2 separate regions of the Homo sapiens genome follow, and region 2 is linked to region 1. The links are chromatin contacts, found by Hi-C or POLR2A ChIA-PET in ENCODE. All regions are on one chromosome and are shown on one strand. The core of a region is the stretch at or near the end of the contact, and the rest is flanking DNA. Distances in the headings are between cores, read along the strand shown. Region 1 overlaps DSCAML1 (DS cell adhesion molecule like 1). Region 2 overlaps DSCAML1 (DS cell adhesion molecule like 1).

What was found. A loop is a pair of places that touch in the nucleus more often than their neighbours do. ChIA-PET counts read pairs that join two places held with the same protein, here RNA polymerase II (POLR2A). Pooled maps may share reads with other maps.
Region 2: a map of head of caudate nucleus shows a loop between it and region 1 (2.9-fold over the local background). The contact joins two enhancer-like sites. A Hi-C loop is called at or near these places in 1 of 168 maps with a recorded cell type or tissue (head of caudate nucleus) and 1 of 50 pooled maps. POLR2A ChIA-PET finds 5 or more read pairs at or near these places in 3 of 52 experiments (OCI-LY7, activated CD4-positive, alpha-beta T cell and activated T-cell).

What each region holds. Positions count from the first base shown.
Region 1 is chr11:117,532,411-117,536,935 of GRCh38, forward strand. It overlaps DSCAML1 (DS cell adhesion molecule like 1), which reads right to left. Exons shown (of 33, transcript NM_020693.4): 4 at 1-112. Among named protein-coding and RNA genes, the nearest start is that of CEP164, 210 kb to the left of the region's middle. Within about 2 kb of position 2,986, at least 4 of the 41 ENCODE cell types and tissues checked have a DNase peak (open chromatin) inside an H3K27ac peak, as active enhancers do.
Region 2 is chr11:117,582,073-117,586,827 of GRCh38, forward strand. All of the region lies in intron 3 of DSCAML1 (DS cell adhesion molecule like 1), which reads right to left. Among named protein-coding and RNA genes, the nearest start is that of DSCAML1, 210 kb to the right of the region's middle. Within about 2 kb of position 1,404, at least 2 of the 41 ENCODE cell types and tissues checked have a DNase peak (open chromatin) inside an H3K27ac peak, as active enhancers do.

The DNA.
Region 1 (4,525 bases), core at 1,736-4,235:
GTCTCCCCGCTATACTTGTGCTTGGTGATGCAGCGATAGGTGGAGAGGGCGTCCTCCTTCTGTACGTCAGAGATGTACAGCCCGCCGTGGTAGGTAATAAAAAACCTGTGTTCTGGAGACACAATCAGGACATAGTTCGTTACTTCCCGGTTTCGTACAGCCTCAGAGGCAGGGTAGCGTCTCTGACAGATGAGGATTTTCACACACAAACAAAATGACAAATAGAAATGGTAGTAATTGTTCCTTTCAGTGTAGATGCTCCAGGGTTTAACAGAAAGAAGCTGGGCTTTAGAGTTAGACTGAGATCTGGGTCCCGATCTGGCTTTTCTACTTATGGGCTGTGTGACCTTGGGAAAGTTACTTAACCTCTCTGAGCCTTATCTGTACAATAGGATACAAATAATTGGGTGGGTGTACAGATTTAAAAAATGGGGCCAGGTGTGGTGGCTCGCACCTGTAATCCCAATGCTTTGGGAGGCTGAGGCAGGAGGATCACTTGAGACCAGGAATTGGAGTTGGAGACTAGCCTGGGCAATATAGGGGGAGACCCTGTCTATTAAAAAAAAAAAAAATTAAACAATTAGCTGGGTTTGGTAGGGCACGCCGGTAGTCCCAGATACTTGGGAGGCTGAGGCAGGAGGATTGCCTGAGCCCAGGAGGTCAAGGCTGCAGTGAGCCATGATCACACCACTGTACTCCAGCCTGGGTGACAGTGTGAGACTCTTGTCTCTAAAAAAGTAAAAATAAAAATAATAAGGTGTCTGGTGCAGAATAAGCCCTCACTAAGTGAATATTAGTTCTCATCTTTCCTACCTCTTTGCAAGAGTTTGCAAAACTCTTTCATATTCCTTGCTCATTGGCTTTTACAACTGTTCGAGATGCTAACTCTATTTTACAAAGAAGGAAACTGAGGCTTGTAGTAAAGTAACTGGCCCAGGTCGCACAGCCAGGAAGTGGACTGGAACTTCTGACTCCCAGTTGTCCTTCTGCATGGAATTATACATAAGCCTCCATCCCCTTCTCTCAATTTAAATCCTTTATTCACTCAACAAATGATTATTGAGGCAAAGCTATACCAGGATGGGGACAAGGAGGGGCAGATACACAAAAATCATTCAAACAGTTCTCAAACACCCGTTGTGTGCAAGGCAGTGAAGAGGACAGGCACGGTGCTCTATGTCTCCTGCCACTGCCACAGCCATCTCTGCCCCGACTGTTGGGACCTAGCAGGAGAGCAGGAAGCACAGGTGGCAGCGTGCCCACTTTGCAGATTGCCACACAAGACCCCCCACTCCATCCCAGAGGGGAAGTGGATTTCCTTGTCTAAGGTCCTAAGGCTCACCCTGACCTTGAGCTGATAAAGGCTGATTTAAAGGAGAAAACTGGACTTGAGGGTTGGGGGGCGGGGTTTGCACTAGACTCCCTAAGCTCATGGATGTGTCCTCCCACTGAGGCCAGACTGAGATGGAGAGGAGAACACTGGGGTCCTCTGCCTCCTCTTTGGGGATTTCCCAGGCAGACCCGGAGGGCCCAGGCTGCCATTTCCATGGGAGGGGGCCTTGGAATCAGGATACTGATAGTGACTTCAAAGCTGCAGGGGAGAGGGTCATGCTGAACCCACAGGAAGAACCCGATAGCACCACATGTCAGGCTGGCAGAGGGAAACATTTTGGGCAGTTCCATGCCCTTCTAGCCCTATTATTTAGAGGTCTGCTACCTGAGGCCTAAGTGACATCCCCTCAGCCAAGATGAGAGCTCTGCTCTTGTGAGGAATATTCTGTGGTATCCCACCCATCTCCCTCCACCATCCCAAGCACAAGTCCAAGATTCTCAGCACCTGGAGGTGGGGACCTCACCGTAGGGCACCTTCTGCCACTGGAGGCCGTAGAACTGCAGGGCTGAAAAGCTGAGTGCACGACGATATCTTTGACAAAGGTTCATCAGCCTTCGTTTGAATATCTCTGGGGCTGGGGAACTCCCTCCCTCACTCAGCAGCCCATTCCAAAGTTGACTTTTAGATCAGTCTTCCTTGGTGACCACTGATCTTCTTGGCGCTCCCTCTGTGTGTCCTGCTTTGACTCACTGGTGCCCCGCTGAACCAGCCGAAACCCGTGTTCCTGACATACTCCCTCATACACTGGAAGGCAGCTGTGATGCCCTTTGAATTTTCTTCAGGGTTAACAGCCTTAGGATTTTATTTTCATTTTATATATTTTTTGAGACAGACTGTCACTCTGCCACCCAGACTGAGTGCAGTGGTGTGATCACAGCTCATTGCAGCCTTGACATCCTGGGCTCAAGCGATCCTCGCACCCCAGCCTCCCCAGTAGCTGGGACCACAGTCATGCACCACCACAACTGGCTAGCTAAAAAAAAATTTTTGTAGAGATGAGGTCTCGCTATGTTGCCCAGGCTGGTCTCAAACTCCTGGATGCAAAGGATCCTTCTGCCTTGGCCCTCCAAAGAGCTGGGATGCCAGGGATTTTATTTTTTAATAGTTATTTATTTAATATAGTTTCAAATAACTTCATCAGTCTGGTCTCTTGCTTCTGAATGAACTTTGGTTTATCTACAATTCCAATTGCCCCTCCCTCCCTCCTTTCTTTCCTCCCTCCCGCACATCTCTGTATAGGACTGGACCTACCATGTGCCAGACACTGTGCCCCACTTTGAGAGCCTCTAAGATTAGACTTAGCCCATCAGAGCAGAGTAGAGCAAGACTACCAACACCCAGCCTCAGCCTGCATCACCTTGTCATGGGGATGGTGTGGGAGGAGGGAGGCACCCCCGTTATACTACTCTCCTTGCAGTCAACTAAAGACCCTGGCCCTGTCTCTGTGAGCTGCTGCCATGCCACTTTCCCTCTCTCTGTCCTTGGACAGTGGTTATGTGGGCCAGAGTCTGGAACTTCCCATTGATCCCGGTTGAGCTACATCTTGTTGGGGATCCTCCCAGATGGGCACTCGGCCATCTGGCAGCCTGCCCGTCTTCTGGAACCTAGAGTTTGTGGACACCCCGCTCTGCCCGGCTCCAGCACACAGACCACAGCCGGGCAGACCCCGCAACTAGGCAGACCCCCACTCGGGGCTGTGGGTGAGGACGAGAAGGAAGGTGGAGGGCGCCAAGCCCTGCAGCTGGCTGTCAGAGGAACCGAGGAAGCACGGAGAAAGCCAGCTCCCCAGTGGACTCTGCATGTGCCGTTTTGTCTCCATGTTGTGACATCCCAAAGTCAAACGCGGAAGCTCTCTTGTAATTTATTATGTAACTGGGACTGGAATGCAGAACTACTGGAGGGCGTTGCTGCCAATCAGAAGTGCCAGTGTCGGGAGGTAGTGATGGTGGGGTGAGGAAAAGCAGGAAAGACACAGAAATCAATGCTCACAGCCGACAGGTGCTCCAGCCCTGGACAGCTAGGACCCTGTGATCTTGCATCTCCCGGCACCTCAAGACAAACAGAGCACTTGGCCCTACGAGGATTTTAAACTAGGGGTGGGGGGTGGGGGGCTGATGCTGCCTTGATGGTTGTGGGGAGCTAGGGTTTCTATAGCAACAAGCAGCTGCTGCATCTGATGTTTCACATCCTTCATTGTCCTCATTTTCCCCTCCCTCCCCCCCTTCTTGTGCATATTTAATTGCAGTAACGTTTTCAGACACAGTGTTTTGCTCCTCCTGAAACAAAGGCAGGCTGCAGCCAGGGGGATGCACAGCGCGAGAGGGGAAGGAGAAATCAGGGGTATGATGTTAGTCCCCTTGGGGGGGCTTGTGCAACATCAGTTCTGCATGTTTGATGAGCATCGGACGGTGGACCCTGCTGGGGAAGGAAGGAGCAAGAGGCATGTGGAGTGAGCCTCATACAGTGTGGAGAGCGGAGGGAGGCCCGGCCCGCTGTTTGGGGATGGAGACGGGCCAGGGTTGGACAACATGGCTGGCCTCCCGGGCTGGCAGCCCATGCTCTGCACCCCAGAGGCAACTAGCCATCCCTGGGAAGGGAGAAGAGTAGCTGGCCCACGTTCTCTGCTTTGAGGCAGGCTGGGTCCCACGGGAGAAGGAAAAAATGGCAGCCAGTACCTCCGGGTCCAGCACCAATCCTGAAGCCACTTGGACAGGTTGGGGGAGGTGGGACATTTGGGGTTGACAGCATAATTTGGGGTTGCTAAGGGCATTTAGTGGTTAGGGGCTTGAGTCACAAAGAACTGTTCCACCCCAAATGCCAACAGTGTCCCTGTGGGTTTAGGCTGGAGGGTGCCATTCCTTTAGGCTGTAAGACCAAGACACAGAGCTACGTTTAAATGCTGACTGTGCCCTTGACATTGCTTGATTGATTGACATATTTCAAAGGCTGTGGTATCATCTATCTACATGCTTATGACTAGGGGAGTGGTTGGTTTCTGCTTTTCTTCCTTTTATTATTACTACAAAGACCCTGACCTGTTTTGCCATCCCCTTTTCTCTGTGATCTCGAGCAGGACTCTACTTTTTTTAAAGCTAAGTATTTATTGAGTAGCTATTACAAATTAGGCCAATG
Region 2 (4,755 bases), core at 154-2,653, 48 kb after region 1:
AGGACACAGGAATGAGTTCAGGGGACAAGAAGGGTATCTGGGACTCGCAGAAAAGAAATGTTAAGTTTCATTTATTGTCAGAATCAGCCTGGTTTCTTCTGGACCTGGTGTCTAATTTTATTTCAGCTGCTGCTTTGTGGATGTTGGGCTCTGTAGCCATTTACAAGTCCAGAGGGACCTGGGATGTGGTATGGTTTGAACCCACAAAACTGTTCTCTATTCCTTTGGAGAAGTGCTGAGCTGTGGCTGGGGAAGGCAGGCTTGGATACCAACTCAGCAACTAGCACACCAAAAAGGCACTTTCCCCTTACTGGGTCTCCAAGGATCTTGGCTGGTTGAGAGAGGGATAAGCCGGTTCCTCCAGCCCACATGGTCCTCTTCTTCCGCTCACAGTATCAATAATTGTCAAGATGTGCATAAAAGTGCATTGACCTAGTTGGAGGTTTCATAAATATAAATAAATTAAATGCTTATGCCTAAGGATGCCTGGGTAAGCATGGGGGAGAAAGAGAGAGAGTTACTCATGCTTGGATGGACAGTGAAGGGGACCCTCAGGCCTGCCAAGTGCAAACCAGAGAGTGCCAGGCTGTAAGGGAGAGGGGAATATCCGCAGGGCCCTGCCAGGAAGCCGGGCCCCTCCAGCTCCGGGGAAGGCTGGGCCTGAGTGCTCCTACTGTGTGCCCCAGTCCACGGGCTGTGGTGTCTGCGTAGGGATATTGACCCCTCAGTTCTCAGGCTGTGCCCTGAAGTAAATAAAGTTGAAGCACAAGAAGCCTGAGTGGGAGAAACATGGAATGATTTCAGTATTGATTTCCAAGAGGGAAAGAGGACAAAAGAATGCTAACAGCACTTCATGCTTTCAAAGTGTTTTCATAACATGATCCCATTTTATTCTCACAATGTGGCATAGGAGACAGGGATATTATTATTATTATTATTATTATTATTGTAGCACTAGCATTCCCATTTTAGAGATGAGAACATTGAGGCCCAGAGAGGTGAAGACATTTATGCAAGGTCACCCAGTAACCAGGTGGTTATCTAGTTCAAGAAACCATGGCCTTTCCCCTCCGCATGCTGATGGGCGGGGCCTGGACAGGTCTGGGACCCTCTCCCCTGGCCTCTTCTTCCCTACCCATTGTCAGTGCAGCTTCCCTTACCAGCCACTTGCACTGAAGACCCCTTGCCTCTGGTGTTCCCCCTTCCAAGTCCTCCCTGCACACTCCTCTGCCAGGCAGGTCTTAAACATGGCTTGTACCCCTCTGCTCAAGATCCTTCCTCAGCTCCCCTTCACCTATAGAACACTAGCCAATGTCTAAATCTGACAGTTTAGGCTTCGTGGTCTGACCTCATCTCGCTCCGCAAGAATCCCCTGCCCATCCAAATCTGAACGCCTGCCAGCCTTCTAGGCTCAGCTGCAGCCCCACCTCCTTGGGGATGCCTTCCCTGATTAGCCCGGCCTACGCGGCTCTCTCTTCTCCAGTCCCTGCCACAAGCGCCATTACCCTCCGTTCTGCATTGCTAGCCACCCCTCTCCCTGTGCAGGTCTGCCCTCCCCCCATCAGCCCCGGAGCCCTTGGGGAGCAGAAGCATCTGACACGCTTGACCAGATTAGGCCTGGAGAGAGCCTGGCTCCATCCCCGCCTAGCTTTGTGACCTGGGTCATTGTCCTGCCCTCTCTGCATCTTCATCCACAGAATGGGAGGAGGCTGAATCCACGAATGTCAGAAGTCCTTTCCAACTCCCACATTCCTTGTGATCATGGACCCCATCAGACCCTGGTGTGAAAGACTGATTCACTTTAGCGTTGCTCTTCTCCAGAAATTTGCATTTTAACAGGCACAATGCTTTCGGCCAAAGAAAAGAAGCTCTGACATTTGGAGTTGTGGGGGCAGGCTTCCTGGTACCCCTGTACACGGCCTGCAGGGGGTCATCTCCTCACGGCCAAAGGCCAAGTCTGCTTTGTGGAGATTTTCCTACTCCCCACCCCCTCCTCTCCTACCCCCCTGTGCAATATTAAGGGATCCTCGGGGAACTAAGAAAATAGAAACACATTTAAATTCTTTTCTGCTTCTGTCCCCTTGCATTCAGATGACTGACTCATGCTTGCCTCATCTCCCGGTCTCTAACTTTGGGCTCTAGCCCCAAGGGGCAGGGACGATGTCTTTGTTCTAGCTCCATTTTTGTGCCAGATCCTCAGACACTGGGATTCTTGGTCTGATTCCCCATCTGCCTCCACCCAGCCCCACCACCGGGATACAGTCCTTCCTATCAGCTTCTCAGGAGCCAGTGTCTACCCAAGATGGGATGTTTAGGAGGAAAAAACCAATCCCAAAGCAAAACTCAAAGCAAGCTTGTTTGTCTGCATTCAGGCCTGTATCAAGGAGTTGCATGGCACCAGGTTTGCCCAAATCCAGAGTCCTTCAAGGATGTCTGGCATCAACACTTGCTCGGCACAAAACTAGATCACTACTGTCTTGACCTTTGAGTCCTCAGAGCAAAGTTCTCAGCGCCTGGGTAGCTGCCGGCAGCTTTGCTAATTGTTCTGTGTTCCAAGTCAGGAAAAATCAGGCATGTGCATCACCTGAAGTGTTCAGCCACTTTGGTTGGTTTTGTTTTTTAAGGTGCCAAGTTGAAGTGGACACTTGGGTTGGTTTTGAACGGCTGTGAACGTTGCTTGCTACATTTGAACAGAGAGGATGTGGCATATTCAACTGCAATATAGTGGCATAGAGCATGGGCTCTGGGCAAGTGACTCAGTCTCCTTTTCTGTAAAATGGCTTAACAGGAGTACCCACCTAGTTCACAGAGTTGTTGGGGAGATCAATAGGATCATACAAGGAAAGTACTCAGAATGATACTTGGCACAGGACAAGTGTCCAATACATATTAGCTCTTATGATTATAACATGACTTGAAGGCATCGAAAATATTCCCAGTTAGTAGTGAATGGCCTGAGTCTTTGCTACAGTCTGATTTTGACGATCTCTGTCCAGATTATCCTTGTAAATATTATCTCCCAGGATTATTCAGGGCCTCCTCTCTTCATAGTCATTCAATCCTTCCACGTGACTCGCCTCATTTTGATACTCAGCAAAATGGAATTAGGAATTCATACTTTCTGTCCCCCAAAGTGCACTTCAAATCAAATGGAAAGGATTTGGGGGGTTTTCTGCTATTTTTTTTCTTTTTTTTTGAGATGGAGTCTTGCTCTGTCACCAGGCTGGAGTGCAGTGGCATGATCTCAGCTCACTGCAACCCCAGCCTCCCGGGTTCAAGCAATTCTCTTGCCTCAGCCTCCTGAGTAGCTGGGACTACAGGCGCCCACCACCACGCCCAGCTAACTTTTGTATATTTAATAGAGATAGGCTTTCACATGTTGGCCTGGGTGGTCTCCCTCTCCTGACCTTGTGATCCGCCCACCTCGGCCTCCGAAGTGCTGGGATTACAGGTGTGAGCCACCACACCTGGCTTATCTGCTATTTTAAATGAGCAGTTTCAGTTCCTACAAATATATCTGTAAGCATGTATAAATCAGAACAGCACTGGTATTTAAGGGATGCCATCAGGACGATGGGGGTGTGACCCAATTGCTTGCTAATGGAACCCCTGTTGATCCTCACTCACTGCAATGCAGGATGTAGCTGGCTGAGGAGGGTGGGAGAACTGGTGCCTCTGTCTGGGAGCACAGAGAGGAGGAGTCGCCAGGGCCAGGGACCCACTCACTCCTGGAGGCGCCGCTGAAATGTCGTGGAGAACTTCTTGGCCATTTTCCTGTCAGAATGAATCGCACCTTTCCATGCTCTCACAGTATTTTTGTTGATACCATGCGCCTTGCACTGACTGTCCTGCTGAGGACCCTGAGGGCAGCATGGTCTCTGATTCACCCGGGATCTGCAGCATCCAGCACCATGCCTGTTGCAGGGGGCCCTCCATAAATGTTTGCTGCTAAAGGCATGAGGGCCCTTGATGGGATCTGCCACTTCCAGGACCCTAGAATGAGGGAATCCGAGGATACCCTGGACCAATCCCTCCTTTTGCAGATCTAGGAAATAGGCCAGGGAGCAGAAGTGACTTTCCAAGATCACACAGCTGGGGGCAGAGCTGGGACTAGAATGCAGGTCTCTTGACTCTGGTCCTAGGGCTGTATTCTCTACATCTGCTTTCCATCTTAACCCCCTCCTCCAGCCGTGAGCAATAGAACATGGCTTGCACTCTATGGGAGGGTGGGAGGGGAGGCTGGGGGCACCGCCTCCAAGGCGCATGTAACAGCTGATCCTTCTGCATTTTGAAGTGTGCCACAAGGAAGCCATCTTGGTGTAGGAGGACCCCTACCCCTTTGCAGTTTCCCACTGGAGAGACCAATCTGCTTCTTAACTTCCCCTTCCTAGGTTTAGGACAGCCTGTTCTTTGACACCAAGAAGCTGCCCAAGGTCACAGAGCTGAGACCTTGACCCAGCTCTCTCTGTTCTCAGTTCTCAAGTTATCCAGTTCCTCCTGTTCGACTCGGCTGGCAGGATCAGATCTAGACAGGAGGCGGGAAGCAGGAGGATGACAGCGGGCCCAGTAGTGAGGGGCTGGGGAAGTTCAAGGAAGGCTTGGAGAATTCATGCCTGCTTCCATGATGGGTTTATAAGGGCAGGGAGAGCCTTCAGGACTCAGCCCTTCCACGAACTGGGCAATACAAAGATTCCTTAAGCTCTGGGGACATTGCCTGAGGCAGATCCCTGGAGGAAGAACCACTTCTCTCCCAGG